6 separate regions of the Mus musculus genome follow, and all the other regions are linked to region 6. Evidence: chromatin loops called from intact Hi-C (ENCODE). Cell type or tissue: heart. All regions are shown on one strand.

Region 1 (5,000 bases), 100 kb before region 6:
CTGGAGGCACAGAAACCTCCTCCCTGCACAGCTCTCCAACCACTGGGCCTTAACTGCGCTTAGAACTCCCGCAGGCCCCACACAATTATCATCTTCTTAATCTTCCTCAAAGTCAAGATTTAGCCCAGTTTATTAAAAGCACACCCTGGCCTACTCCCACGCTCGAGAGCAGAGAAAGAAGTGGCTTTCAGGGTCTGGCTGGTGGTCCAAAGCAGGAGGGCTGCAGTTAGCAGGCAGCCCAGCCAGCCTAAGTTAAAGACATAAAATAAAAAAGAATACTGGAGATGCAGCGTGCTGAGTAAGTACTCCGAGGACACAGCCACTCAGGCTCAGTCTCTGATACACAGCCACGGTGCAGCGGAATCTCTCTCTTATGTTCTGGTAACCTTATCAGACAATAAGACAAGGTTATTTAACTGTATCTTAAGCAAAATGAACTTAACTGCATTTTACTTCCATTAGTTATAAATGAGGTCACCTCAGTCAGCTCTCTGAGGGGCTTCAGTAGATGGGCTTCAATCATTAACATAGCTCATATAAAATGTAAGGTTTAAAAATTCTTTTATTACTCAGTTTCAAAGTAACAAATACTTCACATCCTTTGCTGCTTCTATTTGAACCTTATTTACATAATAAATGGATCATGGAGTTGTTTTATGAGATGTTTTTTCTAAAGTTCTCCAAATGTAATGCTTTGAATTTCACAGCAAATGCAACAGTGGTGTCTTAGAGGCCATGCTACTAAAGAGAAAAATATGTCAAGTATTAGAAATGACAGATTCAGGGATAGGGATGCGGTCAGTGGGTAGGCGGCTTGGCCAGCATACGTGAGGCCTTAGGCTTTGGGCTTCAGCCCCACCTGCAGAAAACCAACTGCAGTTGGCACACCCGTGAGCATCCCTGAGGATGCAGGGCCAGGAGGAGCACAAGTTCAAGGTCACTCTCAGCTGCACAGTGGATTAAAGGCCAGCTGGAGTACAGTAGATCCTGTATGAATGAATAAATGAATGAATGAAGTTCCAAACAGAGACAGATTGGGGATGGGGAAACAATGGCATAAAAATACTAGGTATAAAATTAAGAACAAAGAAAAAAATTTAAAAATACTGTTAATTCAAAATAGTGTGTACTACTAAACCATCAGAAATAGATTTACTTAGAAACATATATTAATTATATTAGACTAATATAGGTAAATATTGACAGGGTATGAAATAATCCAAAGGCTGTCCCGTGGAGAAGATTTTGGGGATAGTCTTCCCTTGGAGTCCTGCCAAGGTCTTGCAAATTCCTTCCTCACTTTTCTGTAATAAATCTTTGTTTGCTCTGTTTAAAGAAAAAAAAAGATTTTGGCATTTCCTTGTATGCAAAGCAAAACAAATAATTTTTTTTTTTTCAAATCAGGAGATAGAGGTGGGGGTGTGTGGCTCCGCATGGAGAGCGTGGCTGCTGTGCTCAGGGCTCGGAGTCACTGCAACACCTCTTGCTTACTCCGAGTTACACTGTGCTCTCTGACGGGTCAGTTCTACAGCCCAGAGGGCAGCTTTCCTTTACAGGTTATCATCACAAGGCTCTTCATGGGCAGTCCCCTGTGAACGGTCTCCAGGAACTGGTACATTGTAAGGTATTCACTGCATACGTCTTAACTCCTACACTCACAAAACCTACCACTATCTCGCCCAGATTAATGGAAACTATTTTTCTAAGGTAAATAGTAAAAGCTGCCTTAGGTATGAAGTACAGCTCTCTTTTTCCTCCTGGTATCAGGTACTTGGGATGACGGTATATGCACAGGCTGCAGAGCTCTCAGTCTTAGCTGAATGGGAGATGCTCCGCTCACCTGGCTTCAACAGCAGGCTACTTTTCTCAGTGCAGGAACACCAAAAGAATAAAAATAGGTCTCATGGTCTCCCCACCATCAAAAGCATCCAGAAACAAGGGGTGTAGGTGAAACAGAACCTCAGGCTGGCAAGTTAATAGACTTGTTCAGGACAGCAAACGTCTATTTGCCTTCTTTCTTCTTCATTCCAACGGGGATATAAATTCTGCTTCCCCGTGTCCTTTCCAAACAGGACTGTCATGTCTCAATTGCTAACAAGGTCCACACAGGACTATAACCTTTGACACATAAACAGGAAGCAAGTTCCCTGAGCTGGGCATGCGCTGAGAGGAGCAGAAAGCTGCTCTTTGCATGTCAGGGCCACAGTTCACAGTGGCCTCCGCCAAGGTAGTTAGCACTGAGCTGAAATTAGGAAGCACAAGGAGCATGCCGATGCGGGAGTTACCCAGTTCATCTATATTTACAGCAGGGGCAATGAAGGAGAGCTCTCGGAGGCACTGCTGGTGCCAACAATACCGTTCTGCACACACATTTTCCTGCTTAACAAACTCTACAGCATACAAGCAGCGGTGCAGGAAGAAAAACAGCAGTCTAAGGTATTGCATAACATTCTGAGAAATCTATAAAACCTGAACCAAACTGCTAGCATCTTACAAAATGAGCGCATGCCTAGATTAAATAAGCAGGTCGGAGTGAAAAAGAAAAGACTGGGTGTGGCTGTAAAAATCAATGCATTTACTGCTGAAGCATATCAGTCAATTCTGCATCATCAGGGAAAGGCAGAGTATCTGATGCAAAGTAAAATGCTATTAAATATTAATTTATGAGTAACTTAAAAATCGATTCCTTTTCTGCAGTTTAAGATCTCCTCCTTTGGCCATGGTTCAGAGATGACCACCGTTTTTCTAGCGCTCACCCATTCTATGCTTTCTAGAGCTTTACCAACAGCAGCGTATGAAGCAAGGAGAAATGACAAGAGCTTTGTAAGCAGCATTGCGTACAAGTTTTACCTGTTGTTAACAGGCCCAGTCTCCACAAGGAGCAAGCAGCTGACAGTAGCCGGGTTTGCCCTCCCACCAGAATCTGACTGTTACTAATAACAACTCTTTAGGAACAAACGATCTGATTGTTTGGTCTTGGTTCCTTGTCCTACCACGCTTCTGGCTCGCGGATGGAGGGATAAAATCTCCTTGTGAAAACAGAGGTGACTTTTTTTTTTAACATGCTGTCAGATTCATAGGACATTTCTCTACTGTTCATCAAATTATATGGGATAGTGTTATGAAAATGTACTGAAATCATATACACACGAGGCAAAACTGTAACTGAATATTCAGGCTGCCAACACGCGCATTTTAAAGTAAATCTTGAAAAGCCAAGATATCAATGAGCGGTTGGTTAAGCACGGTCAACACCTGTAATTCTTGGTGCTGACGGAGCAGAGGCAGAGGGATCGCTGCAAGTTCAGGGCCAGCCTGGGCTACACAGCAAGTCCTAGTCAAGTCAAACCAGGGCCACACCACAAGACACTGACAAGACAGGAAAGAAAAGGAAAAATGAAAAGTATTCACTGAAGAGTAAAACTCAGATAAGTAAAGGCAAAAAGCAAAACCCCAAAGCTGGCAGTGAGCTGCCTTCCAAGTTACTCACAAAGTAGGCGGTCTTGGCTCTTTGGAGAGGAGATTAGAGAATGGTGGCTCATTGTTTCTAGGTCATCTTGTCAGGTCTTAAATTAGTGCCAATAATCCAGACAGTTTCCATTATTATCCATTATTAATTATCATTAGGCCTATTGTTAGTGCACAGGGAATATTCTAATTAAACTTTCAAAAGCTTTGGTGAAGGTGGAGTTGAAAGTCCAAATATTGATTTTCAGCTAATGTTTATCTTCTGAAAACTCAATGAGGTAACGGTAAAGGGAAAGCAAATGGCCCCGCGGCCCCACAGAACAGACACGGTCGACAGCAGAGGCTATGACAGTCTCAGAGAGGGGAAGACGTCAGAGCATGGGGACAAAGCCTCAAGCTGCTGCAGGTGGAGAGCAAGCATAAAGCAAGGAAGACAGCGCAGGAAGAATGAGTAGTGTGAACGCAGGGCAAGCCTGGACTCCATCACTCTAGGCTACAGAAAGAGACTGTCTTGGGAGGGGGTGGGAGGGGGTGGGAGGGGGTGGGAGGGGGAGGGGGAGGGAGGGAAGGAGGGAGGGATAGATCATTGCACTCAGTTATGCAAGACTTTTACAAAATTTTTGATCACAGACTTTTTTTCTTTTTCTAAAGCAGATCAAATGCACAAAAGCAAACACAACTCAGAAGGACTGACTGATTCTCTGATAAGCCTGAAGATACAGAAAGGCGATTAGACTACTGACAGAAGATGAACAACCAAATAAATAAATAAATAAATAAATACATAAATAAATAATACACAGAAAATTAAGCCACATTCCCTCCAGCTCTAAGAAACGACGATCAAATCCAGACAAAAGAAAAGGGTTTTATACAAGAAAGTGCAGTGCAAGCACACACATTACTCTGGGGTAAATAAACATGACTTGTCAAGAACCACAAAAGCAGTGGCTATCACTTTAGCAAAAAAGTTACTATGTATACCAAGAGACTAGATTATGTGTGTAGTGAAAAAACACACATGTACGTGCATAACTATATCCATCTTTCATAAGGATACTACCAATGGGTAATATTAAAACAGTACAAGAATTAAAAATAAACTTTTGGGAATACTACAAAGAAGCAGTATAAGCAAGTATTTCTGGACACTGTCCCCCAGGTGTGGCACAGAGGTCCCCTCCCCTGAGGTCCCCACAGTCCTGATATTTTCCTTATAGGGCTAGGACACTGCTCTCACTTTCATTCTCTGTGGTGGGCAGCGCAGTCTCCACCAGCTGAACTCGCGACATCTTAACCGACAACATGGCTGTGCAGGCTCCAGCTGACTTCGGTCAAACTGTTCCTTAGACACTGCACAACTCTGGGAGAGCTCCTCCTCAGCTGTCTGAGATGTCTGGCAGTGCTCCGGACTCACAGACCAGCTGTTTGTGTTTGGAGTGTGAGCAGTCTGTCTGCCTTCTTTCTAACATAGTACCATCTTATAGAGATCCTGCAGAATGCAAAACCTCCTTGAGTTTATGAACAATTGT
Region 2 (5,000 bases), 370 kb before region 6:
CTCTTCTCTTTGTCCTCCGCTCTTAAACATCATTCAGAGCACATGATCACATGTTACAAAGTGCATCACAAGTTCACACAAAAAATCAAATCATAAATTTAAATATAAGTTTACAACGCCGAATGTTTACACGCATACCATGAGGAGTAATTATCTGGCTAAACATCCATCACCTGTCTGAGCTGCACAGGTTCACAGAAGGCTTAAAACCATAACTAAGTTATAAGTGAAGTTCTGTATAGATAAGCCCAGCCAATATTTTATCTTCTGTCCTAGCACCTATAATAAATCATTAGTTCCCTTCTAATGACCTTTGGTTAATTGTTTTACAACCTCTTGGAATGTGCTCTGGGTAGGAGAAAGTCTGGTTACCATCTAAGAGCAATTAACTGGTGACACTTGGAAGACTGACAGAGTTCTCATTGCAGCTTTGACTACCAGAAAAAGACCTAATAGCAGTCCCATTATAAAAGAGCTTAATAATCACAGATATAATTTTAGGACTTCTTATAGGATCATCATTAAGACTGAAGCCATCCATTTGTCTATATAGCAACACTACAAGATGGTACATCTTCGTGGATCTGCAGAGATCTACTTCAAAGGGGGTGTTCTTCTACTTAGTGACTGTTATATATGTTTAATAATAACAGGAAAAGCATATTAATAGCAGGAATCTTTCCTAAAATTAGTCCCTCACAACCTTGCTTAATAAGGGCTCACCTGCCTCAGAGTATATAATAATCCAAGGCAGGCCACTTCAGGATGATCATCTGCTGGTCATTAACTTGTCCCATTATGGCTCCTGACAAATGGGTCTACAGGAGGGGGGCTGGGGCTGGTAACAAGGGGTTATCTTAACTGGAGACCTTAGATAGTGGGTGATCGGGATTGGACTATGTTTGTGGTTTACTCTGCTGGGTCAGAGCCACAGGTTAAATTAATTAAATCAAGGCCATTTGTACAACTGATAGCCTGTTTCTGAAGGGTCAATTCAGGGCCATTTATAGAATTGGTATTCTGTTTCTAACGCGTTCTTCTTGCTTAGCCTGAGTGTACAACAGCCTGATCAATTCTACCCTTCCACCCACCCCAATCTGGTGCCCTTCTGCCTACCAGTTGCCACCATCAACTTGGTTTCTGGTTGTTTTTAATACTTGGTAGACACCCAAGTAATTCGCATTTTATTTCATTTTTTAAAAAAATACCTAAATTACCACCCTCATTGCCCAATATGCACCTCTCTGGTGGCACAGATGCCTGCGTTTCGACCTTCATACTGTGTCTGCCCACGTGATTCAGCAGAAACACATTTACCTGTTTGCTTCCTCAACAAGGCACCAGCTTGGCCTAACTGACCCAGAGCACAGCAGCAGCTTCCACTAGACAAGAGACTGAACACTGATCCAACTCTGAATAAATGCCTTTCTGGGGACCTAAGAACAGGGAGGAAGACATCTGTCACAGCAGTCAAGGTGGAAGCCCCTGAGGGTGAGGGCTGAAGCCTCTACTGCTGTGCTGAAAGGACCCACAAACCACACAAACCACACAGGTCACCATGGCAACCCAAATGACTCATCTGAAAATTGAGGGTCATCTTTAATTTACAGAAGTGGCACTTATGGACTGTAGGCGGGGCGACTGTTCTATTATCAGCTTGTGAACTCAGGGCATTCGGTCTGTAAGCCACAGAGCTAGAGGATTCGGGCACAGCTGTTCTTTCCTCCCATCCAAATAAAGGGCTCCTTCAGCTACTGAGGAATGTGAGACCAGGGGCAACAGGTGGCCATGAAGAGGTAGAGACAGAAAGACAATGGCTACAGTAATCAGACATACCAAGATGGCGGCTCATGAAAAGTGAATTTTATATATGTTATTGATAGCTTTTGTAGAGGAAAAGCAGATGTTCCTTTTAGAGTCGGGAGACGGTTTCGAACACGGCCATGTTTCCTGAGATAAGGGATAAATAGAAAGAACAAACCTCCCCTTGTAGGAGAATTAGGGCATTTACATCCCTGTGGTGTGGTGTTGCCTGGCAACACACAGGACACATCATTCTGCTTCGTTTCAGAAATACAACTATCTGCTGGCATAAAGAAGTCCCATTTGTTGTATATATATTTTTAATCATTTATTTTATATCTGAAATTCACATTAATCTAGACGTCTTGCATTTTTACTTGCTATACCTGACATCCCTAATTTTTTTAGAAGAATAGGAAATGAAAATTCACATGGAGTTGGGATCAAGATGGAGTCCAGGACATAAGGAGAGGTTGGTGGGAAGCCATCCAGTGAGCAGCACAGAAGATGTCTCTAGAGGATAGCTCTGTGATGCTTTAGCGCACAGAACATACGTGAGAGAGGTGGCATTTGCACTTAAAGCTATGGTACAAACCAAAGGTTAGCCAGGAGACCTGCACGGGGGAGCATACTTATCCAAAAGTATTTTAGCTCGTAGTGAGCAAAGCTTGAAGAACATTGAACTTTTCTGATTCGTTTTATACTCATCAGCCTGGTCTTTGAACGGCTAAAGTTGAGATTCTAGTTTTGCTCTGCAGGGGGCAGCATTGCCAAAAATTTTATCAAGCCTTAAAAAAAAAAAAAAAAAAAAGGAAACAAGCTTCACACACACACACACACACACACAAAGGGATCCTGCAAAAGGGATCCTCAACTTTCCTCCTTCGACCTCCAAGGAAATTTATTCGTGAATAAAAACAAACTTCAGCACCTGTGACCTGAAAAAGGGAGGAGACACAAAAGAACAGAAACTGTCTCCGAAACCCATTTGTCCAAAGCAAAAACTATTTCCCCCAACTGCCCAATCGGCTTGGTTTTGTTTTGATTGTAAACTAACTTTGCTTTCCACCTTCTAAAACAAGATTCAGCACCAATAGATGGTTCCAAAACTGTCTAATGGATTAAAAAAAAAAAAAAAAACTATGTTATTTTGAGCTCTGGGCCAATTCTAGTTAAATACACAAGAAACATGCATGTCTGTAAGACTCCCAAGACAGATCGCCCACCTCTCTGAGGCCCTGCTGCCTAGCTGGCTCAGATGGCACTGGGCTCAGCTATCTCCAGGAGGCACCATCTACAATTGAAAAGGACTTTAGCACCAGACAACACAAAATGCAGGAGTAGCGTGGACACCCACATCTAATTACAGCTTTTTACAGGGCTTATAGGGTTCAGAGACTACCTGGTGCCACGCCATTAAGAAAATCACGTGGTTTCCTCATGGTTAATGATTGCCAGGCTCTGAATAAGTGGCCCAACCTTTGTATTTAAAGAGCAGGTGATCCACACAGACCTATCCCTGGCTCTCACTGGGAACTGCAGAAAGCCTCTATCAAAGAAAGATGGAGTAGGGGGCTCTGGTTTAAAGAAAAGGTGCGGAATCAGTCTTGTCAGCAGCTGCCTAGTTCCTCTTTTCCAAGACACCTCTTTCCTCTTTCCCTGAAAGGCACCTGCTGCTCCCCAGTGCCTAAACGTCTGCTCACTTCTTCAGGCAAAAGCTATCTTCAGGCGAGTTTCAACTTGAAGGTGTTAATTGCCTACACCAGGGCGTTTGAGTGCTTGTCTAATTTGCTCTGGAAAACTGGGTGTTGCCTCCCCTAAAGGAATCTCACTGTGAGCAGGTGTGTCAGGTCCTTCCAGAGGGCAACTCTGGGGCTGTTGCTGAGCTGGGCCGGATGGGCCAGGAGTGCATCTGACCTCCGTGCCATTTCCTCACACGGGGTGGGCTGATAGGCTTTGACAGAACCAAATCTAAATCTGCTGAACAAAAGCCCTGGGTTTAACGAACTCTTTCCTCCCTCATCCAGGGACTATCCCAAAGTACTGGTTCCATAAATGAATATTGAGCTTAAATAGAGTAAATAAATAAATAAATAAATAAATAAATAAACAACAATCCCTTAGCCAAGCATAGTGGCATATTCTTGGTATCTCTGCACTCGGGAGTCTGAGACAGGAGAATGGCTAGTTCCAGGCTAGTCTGGGATCCGTACTGAGGTTCTCGTTCAAATCACCATTGTCGTCATTATCGTCATTACCATCCAATGAGGATCTTTTAACAAAAAATAAAGATGTTGTTATCCTCTTGCTATCTGTTTCATAACTAAAACCACCAGAAACCACAATACCCGTGGCTGTGGCTGACTCTTCCATTTGGCTATCAGAGGAAGGAAAGGAAGAGTAGGAAAGGAGAGAGAAGACACTAGCTTTAAAAAAGCCTTTTTATCTTTGACATATGCTCACAGATCTCTCTCTGCCAAGCAAATGGAGCACTTGCCTTCAGGGAGGAGAATCAAGCCAGTCTCCATCTTCTCTACTAAAGGCAAGTAGCTACTTCCCTCAGAGGGTATCATGTCATCTCTGGTAGCAGAGGCGACAACCCAGCTGTAGATAGTATTAGAAATTCAGAGATGTTACACACCTCATTCTGCAGGGCAGGGATTGGCCCCCAGACCCCGAGACTTCCATCACTGGCCAGAAGGACACTGAGAAATGCCCCTTTTTTGTCCCTCTAGGATTCTGGCTGGGAGGTTTCCTAAGTTTCTTCTCATTCTCATTCTGTGGCCCCAGAAAGTGAACCCTCAGAGGTGGGACTTTGGTTTCTTCCGTTGCCCGTGCGATGTGTAAACGTGGAGCAAGGCAGGGCCTTCTTCACTTTGTGGTAAGAAGTAATGGTCCCCACATTGGTCTGTTCTCTTTCCTGCCCTCACAAACCCCTTAGAAGGAAGGACCGGGCGTTACAAGGAGCTACCATTGCCCACCCCACCCCAGGAGAAGAGGCCCTTAGAGAAGCCTGTAAGCCTACAAGGGCTCCCTCCTGCTGTACTAACTCACTCTGTATCTCTTAAGGGCTTATATCCATTTACCCAGTCTTCTTCAAATATTTGAGAAAAAAATGTAACATATCCCAAGCACTTTTCAAGGCCTAGGAAATACAATATCCTTTCCTTCCCAGAGCCTTCTGGGGAATATGAAAA
Region 3 (5,000 bases), 150 kb before region 6:
TACCACTTCTCTTGATTGTAGCAAGACAGCACAGTGACTAATCTATATATCATCAGTGTTTGTCTAAGTGTATTCTCCAATGATAACACAACATTCATTTAATGGCAGTTCAGAAGAGGTAGCAAATCCCTATGGTGAACACACGTGACAATAGGTAAGTCAGAGATCAACTGTAAGTGCTTTTTGAGAACCTTAGTGGCAATGAGTAACCAAGATGAGACTATGTCTTGTAAAGTTTAATTTAAAGGAGAACTTTTTGAGAATTCTCCAAAGTTAAAAGTACATAAAAGAGAAAGAAACTGGGTCTGTCTTTCCCACAGGCAATGACCAGAACTTCAATGTGTACAGTTACTCTACAATAATCAGTAATAAGTCCATAGATGGCATGGAATCTTTTAGAATACATGTTACTGCTCTTTCTAAAGTGAAGCTTCCACACACTGGATACATCAGAGTTTAATTAGAAACAAAAGCAAACTCTTCCCCTGGAACAGTTTTTATTCTGTATTTATTTTTTAAGAACATGATTTTTATTTGGTCCATAAGAAAATCCATCTAATATGAATTTTAATAGACTTAGACAAGCAATTTCCAAAATTATTTCAGTCTCTTAGGATTTGACCTGAACTCTGTTAAGAGTCTGGGTCTCACAAAGAGCCTTGATTGATGCTCAATGAGAAGAAAGGAGCTTGATAGCCCATCAGGGCTACAATCCCAGAACTTGGGAGGCAGAGGCAGTAAAACAGAGAGCTTAAGGCAAGCCTGGGTTACAGAGTCAGAGTAATTAAAAACAACAAAAACACCCCCTCCCAAAAAAACAAAAACAACAACAACAACAAAAACTCGAGAACTTAATGATGGGCTAGAAATTGAAGGACCGTGAGAGACAAAAACAACTCCCATCTACAATGGATCTATACTCTCAAAACTAGTGCTGACAATAACAACAATCATATTGTTTCAATTTCTGTTACTTAATCACACAGTAGCACAGTCAAGAAAAAAAATGTTGAAATACAATAAATATCTCTCTGTTGTTCTTATTGGATCCACATGAACTTAAGTTTAGATTCCACTTAATAAATGGAGAGAAAAGTTCTTTGAGAGAACACAGTACCAAACACAAGACCAAAAAAGAAAAAAGGGAGGGGGAGGCACCAGAATCCGTGAATGCTCAAAGGCAAAAGGCAAGAAATAATGAAGCATGCTGCGGGCCAATCAGCACGCAAGAAGAGTTCTACCCTGAAAAAAAAGGGGAACAAAGTTTAGAAACTTCCAAGCCCTTGCATTTAAATGTCTCCTGAAACTTTTGCCCACATACCAGTTCTTCTAAGAGTTCTGCTCCATCAGTCTCCACAGATGGCTTTAAATCCCCCCGGGCCTCAAAGCATTGTTCTAAAGAAACCCCCACAAAGCCCGGGAGCTGAGGACCCCGTGAGCAATTGACACCCACGACCCTGCGCTTTGCCTACAAGGCTTTTCTTGGCCTCTCCCAGGACCAAGCTGCCGATGCAGCGCAAGCTCAGAGAGGGCAAGGCTCCCAACTGTTGCATCGCAGGACGACTGCAAAAGAGAAAGTCAACCCACCCCGGGGGTGCTTCGGATCTCCACGGAGAAAAAAGGGAGGAAGAAAGAAAACAAACACCGGTCGAGTTTTTTTTTTCTTTTTTTAAATATTTATTTCAATTGTTTTTGCATCTGACCGGGGCTCTCCGGGACCCGCCGGCTCCGCGCCTGGGCGTCGCTGGAGTAGAGCCTGCACCTGTCACTTCGCTCGGGAGCAGGAGCCCCACCCGCCCGACACCTGTCAAGCCGCAGCCCAGACCCCTTCGGGATGCCCTCCCCGTCGCCCGCGAGCCCGGGACCGTGTCAGCGCGCCGCCGCCACCCCCGCAGAGATGGGGGACCAAGGGGACCCCGGAGACCCGGGGCGCCGCTCCTACCGCCAGCCCGGCCCCGCCGAGATGCGCCCGCCCGGCGTCCCCGCCGGGATGCACCCGGCGTCCCCGCTCCCTTCCCTTCCCTTCTCTCCGGCCCGCGGCGGCCGCGCTCCTCACCTGGCCAGGGGCAGCTCTTCGGGGCCGCTGTCCTGCGCGGGGTCGTCCTCCCGAGGCGGCGGCGGCGGCGGTGGCGGGGGCTCGGCGGCCGCGGCTCTGCGCGGGGCTTTGGGCGGCATGACGCGCAGCGCGGGCCGGCGCGAGCAGCCGAGGGAGGCGCGCGGGGAGGCGGGCGGGCGCGCGCGCACGCCGGGCACGCCCCGTCCTCACCCGACTCCCGTTACAAAAATAATGGGAACGTCCCCCGAGGAAAACCGGACGCGCCCGGCAACCGAGCGCCCGGGCCAACCGCGGGAAAACGTCACTTCCGCCCGCGGCGTCACGTCCGCGAGGCTCGCGGGCCGCGGGCGTCAGTGGGGAACCGGGGCGGCGGTGGCGGCGGCGGCGGGCAAGGGCGAGGGCGAGGGCGAGGGCGCGGGCGGGAAGCCGCGGGGAAGCCGCGCCTGCCCGGGCCTGTCTCCGCCCGCGTCGTCCCCGTGGGCGGCGCCAGCCGAGGCGGGGCCGGCCCGCTGCGAGGAGCCGCGGCCTCTGGGAGAACGCTGGACAGGGCGCGCCCCTCGCCCGGCCCGCGCGGCCGGCAAAACAAAAACAAACGTGCCGGGCCAGTGGGAGGTGGGCTCGGCCCGGGTGGGCGGTCCAGGGTGGGGCCATTGGTGGCCTTCTGGAGACAAGGGAAGATGGGCGATGCACGCACAGACTATAGTCTTTTGATGGGGAAACAGGAGGCGCGGTCCGAGCGGGACAGATCTTAGCGGGAAAGTAGCTTTTGAAAACCAGTTTGCCAGGCGGACCCGACTTTGAAAAATCGCTTACAAACGCGTTTGAGACGAAAGCAGAAAACCAGTTGGCCGTGTTCATGCGCACGATCCGGCCTCCTTTCATAATGGTTTCTCCGAGACAGCCGGTCAAACTGGGAAGGTCGGCATTCCACTTTTGCGGGTTGGAAGTGGGGAGTTCGGGGAGCCAATTTGCCCGCGTCACATAGCAGGTCCCTGGCAGAGGACTCGAACCCAAGTAATATTTGTCTGACCATGTCGCCGACGCACAGACACCGGAAAAGAGCATACTTTATACTAGAACTACCTACCGCCACCAAAAGCTGGCTCAGCAATGGTAGCTTTTCTAGTTACGTTTTACCTGTCAGTCAACATAATTTTCTCCCTTTGTCAGTCCTTATTCATACAACTCACTAATTGAAGTGCTGTGAATAAAATACAGTTGTTGTTCTGGTGTAAACTATCTTGGAACAGCTGAGCAAGGACTGAGGAATCGAGAACTTAATTGGGTAGGTTGCAAGCCTGGGCTTATTTTCTGCCTTGATGTCAGATGAGTGAAGGATACATGGGCCTCCTTCAATTTTCAGACTTGCCTAACTTCAGAAGCCTTCTAGAGACCAAATGTTTGTCAGGAGGTAGAGCCCCAGGCCCTGATGCAGCCACGGAGAATGAATGGAATTAAAATAGCACTTGAGTTCACTTTGTCCCAGATTTAGGCAAGAGCTCAGGCTACATACAGTCTAGGTTTGGTGAAGATAAAAGATAGACTGTGGGAGCCTGATCAAATAATATACAGAAATGATACAGTCCTGCCTCATAATTATCAGAGAATGTGACACTTGGCCAATTGATGCCACCTTGGTATTTGTGGCAAGCTACTCTTAAGTTTGAGACAGAATGGCAAAGGAACTTGGGTCCTCAGACGCGTAACAGAGCTGGTGACCGGTCATCTCTGCTGGTACTGACCTCAAATCAGCTGATGGTCAGCTATTTGTGTCAGAAGTCATTGTAACATGTTTCCCCCATAAGCCCCTTTCAACACACAGATCAAAGTTGAGCCTGACCTGGTAGCTCAGGCCCATAATGCTCAGAGCCTAAGGCAAGAAAATCCCAAGTTTAAGACAGGCTTTGGCTATAGAGTGAGTTGAACTCCAACCCGGGCAACTTAGTAAGACTCTGTTTTATAATAAAAAGTGAAAAGTCTGGGATATAACTTAATAGTAAAATGCTTACCTAGCATGTGAGGAACAGTGATTCCAATACTCAGGGACAAAGAGAGAGAGGCAGAGGCAGAGACAGAGAGAGACATCATTACAGCCTTAGAATCTAATAAGGCATTGGCCACATGAGAACACAGGACAGCCAAGGAAAGGCTGGGGACTTACATTAGCTCTGCATGTGTAGATATGACTTGTTTTATTTGAACCTAGTTCATCAATACGATTGCAAATGAGTTTTTTTTTTTCAATTCTTGATCATGAATGTAAAAACCTGTTTCAAAAAATAAATAAATAAATGGGGCAGCGCTGGGAATGTAGCCCAGGAGAGGGGGTGTGTGCGGAGGGGATTTGGTGGTGAAGGAGAAATGGAGGCAGGGAAGGAATTTGAAAAGGCATTTAAAGTGTTTGTGTTTCTGGTAGTTTGCCACCTGGCTATTGGACACCTCCTTCCTCAGACTCTCGAGGTCTTCAGGTGGTCTGCAGCGTGTGTGGGGCTGTTGGGTGGGATGGCTGTGCTCTTGTCATATGCCAGGGAAACTTTAAGGTGAGTTTGACCCTCGCTACTCAGAATAAGTAGAAAGCTGTAAGAATATAAGTATTCATTGTTATTTTCAAAGTCCTTTTCTTTTTTTTTTTTTTTTTTTTAACTGAGCGTGGTTTTGAAAACTCACGGCTAAATTAAGGATGTAAAAGTTTTGTCATTTCTTTTGGATTTTATAGTAGGTTTTTTTTTTTTAAACAAAGCCTGTCTCACTTTGTCAGTAAAAGACACACATCTGTAATGTATTAGTAACAGCAGTAGTAGTAGATTTCACAATAGTCACAGAAATTATTCCAAAGAATTGAAGTCCTATGGGTTTCTCCTGACTTAACTGAGAACTGTAGTCTCTCATGTATCTAGTAGGAGGCTGAGACAGAAGGATTCCACATTCAAGGCCTGCTTGGGTC
Region 4 (5,000 bases), 89 kb before region 6:
TGGTCCTCTTGACCAGAGGAAATGCCCCAGGCAGAACACATTAAGGCTAATTCTGTTCCCAGCCCGGGCGGTCGGACAAGGTGGTTGCCACACAGTGCAGCCCAAAGGAACATCAGAACATTATGTAATCACTCCGCAGCTCTGGGATGAGATCAGTTCTCTCGCTAGGCAAGCAGGCTTTTCCTTTATTCCACCTACTCCCATTGTAGAGATACTGTCCCCACTGAGAAAAGGCTTCCAGCTTATAGCTGGAAAAAGAATTCATTCTCTCTCTCCCTCTCTCTGTATTAACCAAACCAATTTAGCTGTGACTTCTGTGTGGCTATAGAAGAACACAAGCCCTCACTGCTTAATTGAAGTATCTTCCTTTGGATAGAGAAATCAGAGAAATTAAGAAATAAAAGCAAAGTGTACAGCTATAGACAGTTACTGTGAAATAAAAATTAAATTATGGTGAGCATATGAAAAATCCTTAAGAGCTCAAAAATAAGACTGCTACTTCATAAATGGCAAGACTGATTCAAAGCTCCCCTGCAAAGTGAATTCTGACGTTTGTCTGAGAGTTTGAAACCTTTACAACCCTGGAATAAAAAACAGAGAAATGACATCATTGATGCTTGCTTAGCGTGGGAGGAGTTATAGTTTTAGAATTTAAAGACCATATACCTATATAATATCAGTGAGAATGTATATTTGAAGCTGGGCATGGCTGTGCACACCTGTAATCCCAGTACTTGGGGAGGAAAATGAAGGAAGGGCAGAGTTCAAGGCCTATCTGGGCTTGAGGAGACTCAAGGTGTCTCCACAAACAAGATATAGAGTTGTTGTGATTGGGTGCTTGACTATGGGTCTATTCTAGATTAAAATGTGCATCCGGACAAAAGAGATATGATAATTTGCTATGACAATTTTTACCTGTGAATTCTAAACATGTTTTCAAGACCAAGAGTGTTTGTACTAGGTTCAGGAAAACAATACTAAAACCAGAACCCTTAATCCTTTTAGGGAATCAGCTCTCTCATCTCAGGGGAAGACAGTCATTTAAAAAAATCAACATGATGTTTGCTTTTAGCTGGAACGTTTCCAGAAAACATGTCCAAACAGCCCAGACTGCTATTATATATCCAAAAATTTTATAGGGTATTAGTGGCCTGTTTCTTTACAGTAATTTTCATTAGATCATTAAAAAACAAACAAACAAAAACAAAAACTCTCCTTACTACTTGTACCATGGACACAAACGACTGATTTTAAGTCAAAACTAAAATTACCCAAGTGACAATAGGTATTAAAAAGTGTTAGTGAAAAACGAAGCAGCACCCGCTGTTAGTATTCATAGGTATCAAATGTCAGAAGCCCTAAAAAGGCAAAAAGAAAACTTAGGCAAAAATTATATTTATATTTAAAAGAATATTACTGTACATCACTTTTAAAAATTGAATCCAGTGACAGCATCACTCAGTGCTAACCGGGGATGTGGTAACACAAAGGTTACCTATTTTGTAGGGATGGGAGCAAATTCCTATGTTTTGGTTCCAGTTTCACTTATTCAGAAGTACCCACAAAGAGGCTGATAAAAGTCAACTGTTGGGTTACATGGGAACAGCCACAATAGCAATTACTTTCACCTGGAATATTTGTTACAATAATAAAATCACCAGCCAGAAACTACTCCCAGTATACTGTTGTCTTCTCTCTCCAGACCCCAAGGTGTTCACCTGCCAACACCGAAGGCCATTTGTAGGCAAGGGAGTTTGTAAAAGAAAAGGGCTTTTAAAAAATGAAGATGCTTACAGTTGCTGGACTTAGTCCAAGTGCTGTTCAGCCTAGAAACGAAAGTAGGAAACAACAGAGGTTTAGGCTTGTTATGATGTCAGCCATTTTAGGCACAGTATTTATACTGGAAAAAAAGTGCCAAACTCGGTGGTGGCGGTGCCTGTCGCTGCAGGTTCCCGGGCTACCAAGCCAAGTGCAAAGCCGCGGGACCTCGTACACCTGTGCAACTGTCCCCTCGGGGGTCGCCAGGGCCAGGACCCCGCCCCGCTCGCTGCACACACACACACCACGGTACCCGGGAGCGGAGGACCGTCCGGGAAACCGTCCCCGCCGCCGGGACCCCGCCCGCGACCCCAGCCAGGACCTTGCAATCCACCGCCACGGCATCCGGAGGGACGATGAGCGCCTCCTCGCTGCTCTTGGGCTCGTCCTTCTTGGCCTCCTTCTGGGCCAGCGCCGAGTTGAACGTCACCTTCACCATGGTGCGGCCTGGGGCGCCCTAGGCGGCGACGGCGAAGGCTGGGGTCGCGGCTGGCAGGATCCCGGCTGCGAAGGCAGCCTTGTCGGCCGAGCTCAGGGCACGACTCTGCAGCGGAGGAGCGGACTGCGCGACAGCAGCAGCGGCTCAGTGCAGCGCGGTTTCCGGCCTCGCAGCTGGGGCGCGGGCGCAGGGCGGGGGCCCGGAGGGGCGGGGCCTTGAGCGGGGCGGGGCCTGGCTTCACGCCAGACCCTCCCTGGTTCCCCCCACCCCCACCCAGGACTCAGCGGGAATCTGGCCAGGCTTTGTGGAGGGCGCGCCTGGTTGAGCTAGGACTTGTTGCCCCTCTGGGCTGCCTGGATTTTCCGGTTCTGAATTTGCTTCCAACTAGTTCTCCTCAGGGGCCCAGTGTTGCAAGTTGATAAGAAAATGGGGTGAACTCTGTCGGTTGGCTACGTAGGATAAGTTAACTTCTGGTAGCACCAAATTCTCTTTGATTGTGAGCCCAAAGGCCATGGAATTTTTGTGTGAGAAAAACAAACAAACAAACCCAAAAGCTCCGTTTAATCATTTATTAGTAAGCGACTTAGTAGAGCATAGGAATATTTGAAGCACTGTGTCCTAGTGTCCTGGTGATCTGACTTATCTCCCACAGACCTCACCCTAAGGTGTTGCCTGGTTGACTAAGCTGGTCTTTTCTTCCTCCCTCAGAGGTCAGTTCCTGCCCAGCCTAATCTCAAGCCAATGACCAGGAACCCTCTTCATCCATTTGTATTCCTAAAATTCTAAACTGGTAAAACAAAATGTACCAACCGAGCTCATTTGTATAAGCAAGCCAAAACAAAACAAAACAAAAAACCATATTTGCCTTAGGCCAATCTGTGATTTGTGACAACGTACTTAGGACAAGTTCTTATTTTTCTTCAAAATAAAAAATTCTCCTTTTTTGAAGAGGTTTTTGCTTCTGGTTGACAGAAGACATTGGCCCACACACTGGGTTTACAGCCATGTCTCCAGATGGTCCTTTGGTCAAATGACTGATCCTGTAGCCTTCTCCATATCCTCTCCTTGTCCACCTACAGGAGTGTCTGTTGGCCAGAAGGATTCTGCTGTGTGAGCTCTGGCCTAGGCCAACCTTGAAGACAGCAGTTGAGACCAGAGTTCTTGAGCCCCTGGCTCTATTCAAGGAGGGAATTATCTTTATTTCTTTTTATTTTTAAATATTTAATTTTTATGCCTATGATTTTTTTTTTTTTTTTTTTTTTTTTTTTTTGCCTACATGTACCTGTGCCTAAGGAAGTCAGAAAAATGAGTCAAGTCCCGTGGAACTGGGGTTACAAATGGTTGAGAACCGCCATGCGGTTGCTGGGAACCAAGCCTTGGGTCTTCTGGAAGAGCAACAAATGCTTTTAACTGCCGAGCCGTCTCTCCATTCCCATATTTCTATTTTTGCCTCTGGGACTGAGTAGGACTCCGTTTCATGAAAGAGAAGGTGAGGGGGTGGATGGTTTTATAAATAGAGAAAAAAAAAGTAAGCAGAGGAAAGCAGATTGTCATTCCAGAGTCACACTGGAAGCCAAGACAAGAAAGCAGAACAGCGGAACCATAGCTCACTGGTTAGTACTAAGGTCACACAGTGTCAGATAAACAACTGCTGATAGTTGAGTCAATAGAGTAGATGTATGAGTTGGTCGGTCCTGAAAGAGGTTATTCCTACTACAGATGAGTTTTAATAGGCATCAAATAGTATGGTATATTAAAAACAAAACAAAAAACCCAGACCCTTACGGGGAAGAAAACTTCCCCTTTAAAACCAGGAGAGACACTTCCTCAATGGTGAGAGTAAAAAAATAAGAGAAGGTTGAGCTGCCTTGAGAGGGATGGTGGGGAGCAACCAGAGGAGCCTCTTCTGAGGAGGTTTTTAAGCCATCCCAGAGCAAAGGAAATAGCAGACTTCTCTAAGTTTTGGAGGGTCTGGTTAAAAGTTTTGCATCATGTGATTTAGCTCAACATATCAGACACAACAAAGATCATGGAGGATTCAGGTACTGTTTAGGACCACAATGATGGGGGTGGGGTGGGAGTGGGGTAGGTGGGGACTCCCCTGCTAGGTATAAGAGCTTCTTAACTCAAGGCTAGGTCTGATCTCCTTAGGAGCTTGCCTTGTAAGTGTAACCTCTGTCTTTTTAAGGGTTAAAGGGGGGAGAGTTCATTAGCACGACAGTTAGAGCAAACCTGTTGGAGAAGTTGAAACTGTTGTATCTTCAATCCTAATTTCTCAAGGACAAATCATTTCCATGGTGACAATGACCTTCCCTCCATTTTGATTTTTAGAACCTCTTGCAGGAGCTTAAAACAAGGTCTTCATACAACTTTTTAAAAGAGATGTTTATATGGCCTTGTCGGACATCAATGGGAGCAGAGGCTCTTGGTCCTGTGAAGGTTACACGCCCCAGTGTAGGGGAATGCCAGGTCAGGGAAGCAGGAGTGGGTGGGTTGGTGAGCAGGAGGAGGAGGGATGGGATAAGAGGTCTTCGGAGGGGAAACCAGGAAAGGGGATAACATTTGAAATGTTAATAAAGAAAATATCTAACAAAAAAAACCTAATAAAAAAAAAAGAGAGATATTTGTGAGTGGGAAGATGGGCATCCGTGTGCCATGATGCATGTGTGGAGGTCAGAGGATAATTTACAGGAATTAGTTCTCTCTTTCTACCACGTAGGATCTCGGATTGAATACCAGGCTT
Region 5 (5,000 bases), 170 kb before region 6:
TGTGTGTGTGTGTGTGTGTGTGTTACTGACCCTTAGGCCTGCTGCTCCAGCTAGACTGCCTAGTCGTGTGTGTGTGTGTGTGTGTGTGTGTGTGTGTGTGTGTGTTACTGACCCTTAGGCCTGCTGCTCCAGCTAGACTGCCTAGTCATGTGTGTGTGTGTGTGTGTGTGTGTGTGTGTGTGTGTGTGTGTGTTACTGACCCTTAGGCCTGCTGCTCCAGCTAGACTGCCTAGTCATGGAGCTGGCCTCTCCCAGCACTGGGGTTAGTGTTCCGTGCTTGGCTATGGGTACTCTGAACTCAGGTCTTCATGTGTATGTAGTAAGGGTTTTATCCACTGACTCGTCCCAATCTTTCGTTTTCTTAAAGGTGTACTTCACAGAGAAAGAGTGTTTAAATTTTCACTATTTTTTTTCTTTTCTGGTTCAGTTTTTAGTGATGCTATTTATGAAACTTATCTCTAACACAGTTCCACACTGATTTCTTACATGTCCTGCTCTAGAATTTTATGTCTAGGGTTCATGTGAACTAATTTTTCTAAGTACTATGAGACAGAAAATTCTTTAAATTCATATTTGTTGGCAATCCACATCACGCTGGTAAAGGTTTGAGTACAACGTGGCAGAAACTGGTCCTCTCCATTCACCATGTGGGATCCAGGGATCCAACTGCGGGTATCAGGTTTGGCAACCTTCACCCACTGAGCCACCTCCCAAACCCTGTAAGTGAAGTGTCACAAACAGATAGCCAGTTGGTCCAGCTTCAAGGTTGAAAAGAACAGGCTCCCTCTACCGAATTACCTTTGCGCCTCGCTAGAAAATGAACGGACAACGCATGTGTCCTCGTGCCAGTGTCCATGCCGCCCTCATCTACGGATCACTGGTCTTTTTGCACCAATACCACAAGGTCTCCATTAGTATAGCTTTAAAGGTTCTGGATATTTTTAATGGAGTTTGAGTCAAGATTTTTCTGTCAGCTTCCCCAGAAATGCTATACTTTAAACTCATAGTTTTAATTTCTATTTTAATGCTATGGCTGAAGAGTCGCACTAAGTTTTTCTCCTTCAACCTACCACTGTGAGCCTTTTTTCCTTACTTCTAAAGTCCTCTAATATCCTTGTGCTCTTTCCTGTATCTCTGTGTTTAACTCCTACCCGTTGCTATCCTTCCTTTAATAAGCACCCCGCCCACTCCCACAGCCCTGCCATTATCTGCAAACAGAGGGTCCGCCTCTCTTGCTACTTTGTAGCACAGTGGCTCTGGGTAGCTACAGGATTTATTTCCAATCCAATTTACAACTAAATTGAAAACAGGTTTGTTTTTGTTTATTTGTTTTGCTGTAATTGCATAAACCTTTTTATAAAGAACTTGCAAATAAAATGTTTTTCTTAAAAATTATAAAAGGAAGGCTGGAAGAATAGATCAGAGGTCGTCCAAAGTGTACATTACTTGGTTAGACAATTCAAAATCGGTTCCTGGCACATCATCAGGGGGCTCACAACTGTTGATCTGACTGGCACCTGGGATCTACAGCTTGCATGAGCACCTCCACTCCTGTGCATGTACACACAAGTACACATAATTTTTTAAAAAGCTTAAAAATTATTAAAGGGAGTCCAAAACAGCACTTAAAATTATTTACAAAAAAGTAACTATTTCTCAGTGAAATCACACACAAAAAGGTAAAACTTGTGGAGGAAGTGTGTGGAGGAAGTGGACTTTGCAAAACTGGAAAAAAAATCTTACCTTTCAAAAACCAGATTCAGCAAATGTCAAATCTTAGAATAATGTCAACTGAACAATACGCTGCCATGATGTTTTGAGACATTCAGTTGTACAGCTAAGAATCCACCCAGTGAAAATAACTGGGGAGCTGGGACAAGATCCTTGTAACAGATGTTCTAATAGCTACTTACATACCCCATAACAGTGGGGTGTCTAAATATCTTAAAATAGAATGGCTAAACAATGCTATAGCTGAATTATGGGGTTACACAAAATCCTAAGACATTTTCAAAGACCAGAACAAGCACATGGGAAATGCCCAAGGTACAATGTTTAAGTGAGAGAAAAAAATCTACAAAATTATTTGTATTTCTTGATTCCAATTTTGTAAAAAAAAAAAAATAAACAAAAAGTTAAGGAAAGGATTATAATATATCTAAAGTGGGTTCTTATTTCTAGAGCTATTAGGATCATAATCAACTTTCATTTTCTTCATTAATTCAAGATATATATTCCTAATTAAAATCAACTGCAACAAAGAAGATGCAACAGTAAAAACTGCTAAATTTATGAAAAGCAGGATAGAAAAGTCAGAAATATGATAAAATTATTAAAATATCAAAACTTCAATTATATATTAACAGTTTAAATCAAAATATACAGCCAACACTTTACATGGCTATCTGCTATGTGATTTAATGTTCCTCTGAACCACCTTAAAGACAACCCCAAATCAGTGACAATTTATTTGAGCTTGCTTTTTGACAATGTTCTCACTTACCAAAGAGCTCCACCAAGTGGTGACAGTAAGTATCACTGCAGTGTGAAAAACCTAACAACTAAAGCTAGCTGAACATAAATCTCAGCTGTAATTTCACAAGGTAAAAAAGTCTTATGAGATTGGCAGCAGGAAAAGACGCTCTTGTCCAAAGCCGATCCTTTGACTTTTATATCCAGAGCTCCCATGTGCCATGACATGCGTGTGGAAATTGTCCTCTGACCTCCACACTCAGGTCATAGCACGTATGCCCCTTCACACGCACAATAAGTAAAATGTAATGAAAGTAAACTACTAGCACATATATGGAAATATGTACTCTTCCAGGCAAGAATAGCAAGGTTGCATTAAGCATTGGGTGTGCAATAGAAAGTCTTGAAACAGGAGAGCTACTTCTTTCTATGCTTGGGTTTCCTCTTCACCTAGGTTTTATATATGAACAAAAGAAATACGATACTAATATGTCAGGAAACTCATCCTACTTATACAGCCTGAGCTGGCAGCAGTCAGTATTTAAGGCATTCTTGACTATGCACAGAAGATGCAGGAGTGGCAGAGTCACAAAGGAAGGTAAAGGCTAACCCACTTCACTCAATCACAGTCTTTTGGCTTGTTTTTAAGTTTTTGAGACAGGATTTTTCTGTGTAGCCCTGGCTATCCTGGAACTTGGTCTGTAGAGCAGGCTGACCTCCAACTCAAAAGATTGGTCTGTCTCTGCCTCCTGAGTGCTGGGATCAAAGGTGTGTGCCACCATACCTAGCCAGCTGCAGCTTTTGTTTTTGTGTTTTTAAATTTATTTATCTTAGTCTTAGTCTATGTGCATTGGTATTTTGATTGTAAGGATGTCTGTGTGAGGGAATAAGATGCCCTGGGACAGGAGGTGCAGACAGCTGTGAGCTGCCATGTGGGTGCTGGGAATTGATACCTGGTCCTCTGGAAGAGCAGCGTGCTCTTAACCACTGAGCCATCTCACCAGCCCGCCAATCAGTTTTAACAAGACACACTGGGGTAGAGAGCAGGTGAGTTAACCATCTAGTTGCATGGTAGATTTGAGTGTGGAGTTAGCTCTACTCCAGGAAAACATGGATCTGGAAAGTTCAGGCTTACCTGACCCTATGATGAACAACCAAGATTCCTTCCTTAAAGACTGGATACAGATCTCAGTGTTACAGCTCTTCCTTGTCTGTGTCTGACTTGCTTGCTTATTTTTACCTCCATCTCAACAAATTTATAAGTGTCTTGAAAACAGAAAATTCTAATTTCTATTATACCCCCCCAGAGTCTAATACACTACTCAGCACTAAAATGACACTAAATGCAAATATTTTAAAGTTATAACAACGTCTATGCCTTAACATAGGATATAGTAGCTTTCAGATTTTCCTTTTTTTTTTCCTTTTCCCTTAACATAATCAGAAAAGCAAGTAGCAATAGAATCGCCCAAGAAAAAGACTGTTGATTCTACCCTGGTTTCTTTAGATCTCATCCACATTCTAATAGCAAATCAATTAATTGCTTATCCAAATAATTCAAAGAAATGACTGACAGGCCTCATTTTCTATACAGGGTACATAACTGGCCTAGAATTTAGCTCCTAACATTCACTCATGATTTAAAAAATATCTAGCAAACTATAAATTAAGAGGTATTTCCTCAACTTAATAAAGACTATCCTCAGAATACCAGCTGTTAAATCAATAATGACCAAGCTACACTCTATAGAACTACAGAGGTTACGTACAAGGTAAGGAATTAAGGGAGAGATGGATAGACCTCCCTAGGAAAGGGAAACATTATCATTATGGGGGGGGGGTGGGCAGGACCAGGAGGATCAAATGTAGAGGGAGATGAAGGAAGGAATGTGGAGAGAAACAACCAAAATTAAGGGCTATTTGAGAGATAGTATAGAAACCTAATACAGTAGAAGCTCCCTAAAATATATACATATACGAAGGTGATTTAAATAAAATCACCAAGTAATGAGGGAGACAGATCCCCAAGTGGACATCCTCTGTCACCAAATGAATCTTCCAGTACCAAGATTGGGTTACATCTAATTGAGTTGATGTAAGTTGAGTTGGCCAAAGGAGTGCCATGGGAACCCCAAACAACCCATATTGTTGCCAAGACTATAGGTTGTTCGTCACAAACTGATAGCAAGGCCCCACTGCTGAAGACAACACCCACACAACCCACTGACCATGGAGAAGTTGAGCTGGTGCCTACATAATGTCTTCATCCCTACAGTCTAGCATCTTTGCTATAGGAAGGTACTCTGCACTACCAAAAGAGAAATGTAACCACCAACTCAGCTACAAACTGTTTGATCTACAATGGTGTCCTACCTACAAGATCTGCTAGGGCAATGGTGGCACAATGTTTGTTTGAGTAACCAACCAACATTCGATTTGACTGAAAGCCCACTCCACAAGATGGAACCTATGCCCAACTTTGCTTGAATGACTAAGAACCTGAGATTAGATAGCTCAAGCTCCTAGGA
Region 6 (5,000 bases):
ACACACACACACACACACACAAGCACACACAAATACATACAAACACACACACAAACACACACACACAAATACATACAAACACACACAAACACAAACACACACACACAAATACATACAAACACACAAACATAAACACACACACAAACATACACACAAATACATACAAACACACACAAACACAAACACACACAAACACACACAAACACACAAATACATACAAATACACACAAACACACACACAAACACACACACGTACACATGCACACACTATGTATATGTATATGTGTACACATTTCCCAGGTTACCAGAGATAATTTATTTCTACGGCATGGCACCTTTCCAAGTCCACAGTGGTAGAGACCTCATCCCCAGCGGGGGACTGGAGTTGCTGAATCAGCAGCTCCAACAAAGGAAAGGGAAGCAGAGTTAATTTAGGGGAACCATTTCAGAATAAACAGCTAGATTTACAAGGTGTATCTCCAAGAGCGCTTTGATGCCTGCGTTTGGAGAGTAAGGGGATGGAATAATTGACGTCTACGCTGGCAGATCAAAGCAACCCAAGAACTGCCGGCCACGCAATGAAACCCTTCTCACTTTTTCTACATTCAGTGTGCATATTTTGTAACCATAATAATAATTTGTCCCTGCACAGGTCCTTTCATCTGGGGAGGAGCTCAGAGCACTTTGAAGATGTTAATAAGAAAAAGACCTGCTAATTAAAGTCACTTAAAAATGAAAAGTCTCTGGGTCGGCAGGAGGGCGTGGATGTCTGCAAGGAGGTGAATAGGGACAAGGCAAAGTGACTTCTATGGAACCTGGGACTTCATGCCCAGCTGCTGGGAGGTGGTGACCCAGAGGTTTGTTGCTGTTGTTTCTTTAATGCTCTGTTGGATTTCATGCAGCAATAAAGTGGCTTTCTCTAGACAATCACAACAGATGTTAACAGAATAATTCAAAAGTCTGTGGCGTTCTTGACGTGAAGAGCACACACTGACCCAGGAGCTTGTGGTAAAAAACACAGAGGAGAGCTATGTTGGACATTTGTAATGAATTTTAACATCATCTGGCAAAGTTGTGAGCAAATCCAGAAAAGCAAGCTTAGAAGGACAACAATTTGTTAGCTCTTGTTGAAATTATTGCTATTAGTGGTTTTTTTATTGTTGTTGTTTTGTTTAAATTAGGTTGTTGCATTTTTTTGAGACAGGATCTCACTAAGTAGCCCAGGCTAGCCTCCAACCTAAAGTTCTTCCTCCTTAGCCTCCTGAGGGCTGGAATGACACTAGCTAGTGTTCCTAACAGCTTTTCTTTTAGAGGGCCCAAGAACCCACAGCGTGTCACACAGCTATCTACAACACCAATTCCAGGAAACCCAAATACATACAGTGCACAAACATATGTAAGCAAAATACCCATGCTCATAAAATTAAAAATGAATAAATGAAATGGAATATAAGTGAATTTAAAACAACAATAACAAACAAAATAAAAAATTTCTGGGCCTTAGGAGATGGCTCAATGTGTAGAAATGTTCACTATGCAAGTCTGGGGACCCAAGTTCAAATCCCCAGCACTCATATTAAAGTCCAGACAGGTAGTAGGAGCAGTTGAAATCCTGGTGTTCCCACAGGAAAATGGGAGGTGGAGACAGAGGACTCCCTCGAAGCTGGAGAGTTCCTGTTTCAAACAAGGTGAAAGGTGAAGACACACTGACCCAGGAAGTTGTCTTCTGACCTCCAGTGTGTGTGTCATGACACTCTCTTATCTACATTCACTTACATGAGTGTGTGTACGTGCACAGCACACACACAGTTCAGATGTCAGGGCTGTGCTGCTGTTGGCCTGTAATACCAGAGACTCGGGAGACAGAGGCAGGAACTGCAGAGTACTGTGTGACTTAACCAGACAGTCCCAAAGCTAAAAAGGAAATTAAAAAGATGTAGCTTGGGGTAAAGTGTTTGCCTGGTTTACACAGAACCCCTGGTTTACTCTGCAGTACTGCCAATAAATAAACAAATATAAACAAATACATTAAGAGAGAGAGAGAGAGAGAGAGAGAGAGAGAGAGAGAGAGAAACTCCTCATTGACTTGAAGTCTGCATTTGTTGGGCAAGTGACCTAATATCCCAAATTTCTCAATAGAACAAAGTCTCCTTTTTTCAAAAGAAAGCATTTGGCCAACTCAAGCCAGCTCCCTGGGGCATCTCCCCTGGGCACCTTTCCAGGGCCTGGCTTTCTAAACTTGGTATATTAATGGACTGAGACAGTCTCCCCAGCTGACTCTGGAAGCTGTCAGAATCTTGCTGGTAACTTCTAGACTTTTCTGGTTTCTCAAGAGGCATCAACACTTTTCAGCTGTAAATCAGTTTCCATCAGAATTCAAGCAGACAGCTTCCCTGGCCCTGGGATCCCTTCTTTTTTTTTTTTCCTCTCTGGTCTGCTAAGTTCTCAGTTGCCTGAAACCCCTGTTCCCCTGGAGACGGTCAGAAATAGCAGGCTACCTGGACCAACTTCTTCAATGGTCTCATAGCTAACTAGCTAGCTAGCTAGCTAGCTACCCAGACCAACTTCTTCAAAATTCATCCTCTTGATTTAATCAGCAGGGCGGGGGTGGGAGGTGGGATCTGTTTCCCACAGTTTGTGTAGGCTGGCTTGCTGCCAGTGTGCTTCAACTGAAAGAAAACACTTTGAAATAGAAGGGCAAGAAGAAAATTGTGGAAATAACGAGAACCTGTCTTGCTGAGGTCTGGCCTGGGTTTTTTGTTTGTTTGTTTGTTTGTTTTTAAAACTGGGGCTGATTCGAGACTAGTCTTGGTTACACAAACTTGCCTGCAATTCTGGAGAAGGGAGAACACCCTCTGGTGGTAAAAATCTATATCTGCACCGAGTCTCCTACATTTCTTTGCACTTGGACTCAGCTACACGTGCCTACGTTTGTACACAGATATCTACATGTAAAGAAGCTGACTCAGTCTTACCCTTGAATGACACAGAGAGGCACAGCACTAGTAGGCCGGCTCCTGCTGAAGACCTCTTTTATCCTGGGTTCTTGTGTAATGCATTATGCAAATTTGAATTCTGAAATTTATCATATTGTTTCATTATAGGAAAAGATGCTTATCGTGACACGGTATCCAGAACCACACCTGGTTTCTGCATGCCCTTTGTGAGTGATGAATTTTGCTTATGGCTGTGTTTGTTTCAGGTCCATTTTGTTTTTCAAAAGATTTTTGTTTCACTTTTTTAAAAATCCCATTTTATTTAGTTAGTGTGTGTCTGTTCATGTGTGCATGCAAGAATGTGTGTGTGCGCGTATGTGTGCTTGTGCAAGCAGGTGTGTGGGAGGGGTGTCTCTCCTTCTACCGTGCAGGTCCAGGGGCTCAAATTCAGCTTGTCAGATTTGGCACGAAGCACCTCTATCCATGGAGCCATCTCCCCAGTCCTGATGTGAGATTTGTTTGATGTTCCTAGTGTGGTTCCCTTCTGTTTTAATATTCAGTTTGCATCCATAGCCAGGCTCTCCAGTCTCCCCGTCAGTGCTGCTCCACAGGTCTCAAGCTGATCAGCTGCGTGGAACATGTTCAAAACAGATGCTCAGGCTGTGCTCTCCGGAGCCCTGGGTGGAACGTTCCCTGGAAGTCAGAGTTCCTGTGGGTGCTGACCACTTGCCTTCTTGAGGCTCCTTTGGCTTTTCCTTTTGGGAATAATGCCAGAGAGGTCACTGTTTCCAGTTCGGAATATTCCTTTCAGTCTTTGTGAGACTGAGAACTTTGTGAGAACTCTATTAAAAGCCTTTTCCCTTGACCGTTTGCCCTCCTAAACCAGAGACGGCTTCCAAAGTTGGGAGAGTTTAATCAAGCCGGGGGCCCCTGCTTGACACCTGGGGCACTTGGCTGCACTTGGCACTTGTCATTAAAGAGTGGGATATCCTTGGTCAGACGAAGGCTTCGGGCCATTACCTTAAACACAGAGTTGCTCCTTGCCACGATGCTCAATGGCTACCTTGCAGGGTGAACAGCCTTCCTAGCTTGTCAGAGTCTTCAGAGATGTTCTCCTCGGACGTTTCACTGTTAAGTGCAGGGGGACTGCGAGCAAAGCAGGTGATTTCTTCACAGCAGTGTGGGGTTAGGACCACACAAACCAGCCCTTGCTTTCTACTTGGTTAGCTACTCTTCCATTACTTCTGTCTGCCAAGTGCCAGTCTTGACGTTTCATAGAAATCTACCATACTCAAAATACTAATTACACCATATGGCTGTGGTTCTCAGCCTGTGGGTGAGACCCCTTTGGGGTCTAGAATGACCCTTCAACAAGGTCACCTAAGACCATCAGAAAACATATATTTACATTCTGGTTCATAACAGTAGCAAGTAGCAAGTTACTGTTATGAGGTAGCAATGAAAATAATTTTACGGTTAGGGGTCACCACAACATGGGGAGCTGTATTAGAGGAACAGCATCAGGAAGCTTGCGAACCACTGCCTCGAGGTGTTAACCTCATTTGAGAAGTGTTAGCCATGGAAACCTTCTCATGCAAGCTTAAAAATGATGCAGACGTTAATTGAGACAGGCAGGCCTCCACTGCTCTACCACAAGCCAGCTTTGTTGTACACATATGCTATCTGAGCTGGAGAGGGTATACAAGACTGGGAGGGAGGAGCCGCAGGGAGAGCAGATGTTCCCAACCCAATTACCAGTGAGTGGGTGTCGGAGACCAAAGAACAAAGGAGGGCGGTGGGCAGGGACAACTGGGAGAGGCTCAACTCAGGGAGTGGGGTGTGGACATAGCCAGAGAGGAATCAGAATCAAAAATGAAGGCCTGGGATGAGAAGAACAGATAGCCAGCCCTTTCAAGCGAAGGTTCCAGGATGCCTGTGCGGAAGTTGTGCTAACTGCTATCCCCAGAACTGTATTTTGGATTATCTGATGAGTTTAAAAGAGGCCATGAGCACACAGTTCGCGTTGCTGTGTTGCTGCTTTGCACGGGTTGTAGGCACGGTGCA

Evidence for each region. Peaks named below come from ENCODE experiments on the same cell type or tissue, not always from the same donor. Only the 100,000 strongest peaks of a DNase experiment are listed, where the experiment ranks them.
Region 1: it touches region 6 in a loop (2.4-fold over the local background); 17 of 42 quality-filtered maps call a loop at or near these places.
Region 2: a loop joins it to region 6, with 5 times the contacts of the local background. A loop is called at or near these places in 18 of 42 quality-filtered maps.
Region 3: it touches region 6 in a loop (7-fold over the local background); 14 of 42 quality-filtered maps call a loop at or near these places.
Region 4: a loop joins it to region 6, with 7 times the contacts of the local background. A loop is called at or near these places in 17 of 42 quality-filtered maps.
Region 5: a loop joins it to region 6, with 2.4 times the contacts of the local background. A loop is called at or near these places in 3 of 42 quality-filtered maps.

Annotation. Positions count from the first base shown.
Region 1 is chr14:73,372,314-73,377,313 of GRCm38, forward strand. All of the region lies in intron 1 of Itm2b (integral membrane protein 2B), which reads right to left. Among named protein-coding and RNA genes, the nearest start is that of Itm2b, 10 kb to the right of the region's middle. In heart, no CTCF peak of the experiment used is centred here; DNase peaks (open chromatin) are centred at 2,218 and 4,802.
Region 2 is chr14:73,103,993-73,108,992 of GRCm38, forward strand. No RefSeq gene overlaps it. Among named protein-coding and RNA genes, the nearest start is that of Gm35388, 3.5 kb to the left of the region's middle. In heart, a CTCF peak has its summit at 2,536 (motif pointing right); no DNase peak of the experiment used is centred here; H3K27me3 peaks cover 633 bases.
Region 3 is chr14:73,323,467-73,328,466 of GRCm38, forward strand. It overlaps Rb1 (RB transcriptional corepressor 1), which reads right to left and starts at 2,356. Exons shown (of 27, transcript NM_009029.3): 1 at 2,057-2,356. The coding sequence starts at 2,175. In heart, no CTCF peak of the experiment used is centred here; DNase peaks (open chromatin) are centred at 1,485 and 2,395; H3K4me3 peaks cover 2,500 bases; H3K27ac peaks cover 2,221 bases.
Region 4 is chr14:73,382,870-73,387,869 of GRCm38, forward strand. Itm2b (integral membrane protein 2B) reads right to left here and starts at 2,420. Exons shown (of 6, transcript NM_008410.3): 1 at 2,141-2,420. The coding sequence starts at 2,257. In heart, no CTCF peak of the experiment used is centred here; DNase peaks (open chromatin) are centred at 42 and 2,492; H3K4me3 peaks cover 2,899 bases; H3K27ac peaks cover 1,979 bases.
Region 5 is chr14:73,300,863-73,305,862 of GRCm38, forward strand. All of the region lies in intron 2 of Rb1 (RB transcriptional corepressor 1), which reads right to left. Among named protein-coding and RNA genes, the nearest start is that of Rb1, 22 kb to the right of the region's middle. In heart, a CTCF peak has its summit at 2,526; no DNase peak of the experiment used is centred here.
Region 6 is chr14:73,472,061-73,477,060 of GRCm38, forward strand. It overlaps Gm35450 (a long non-coding RNA gene), which reads left to right and starts at 2,278. Exons shown (of 3, transcript XR_383586.3): 1 at 2,278-2,303; 2 at 3,105-3,163; 3 at 3,510-3,749. In heart, a CTCF peak has its summit at 2,857 (motif pointing left); DNase peaks (open chromatin) are centred at 2,221, 2,901, 3,621 and 4,741.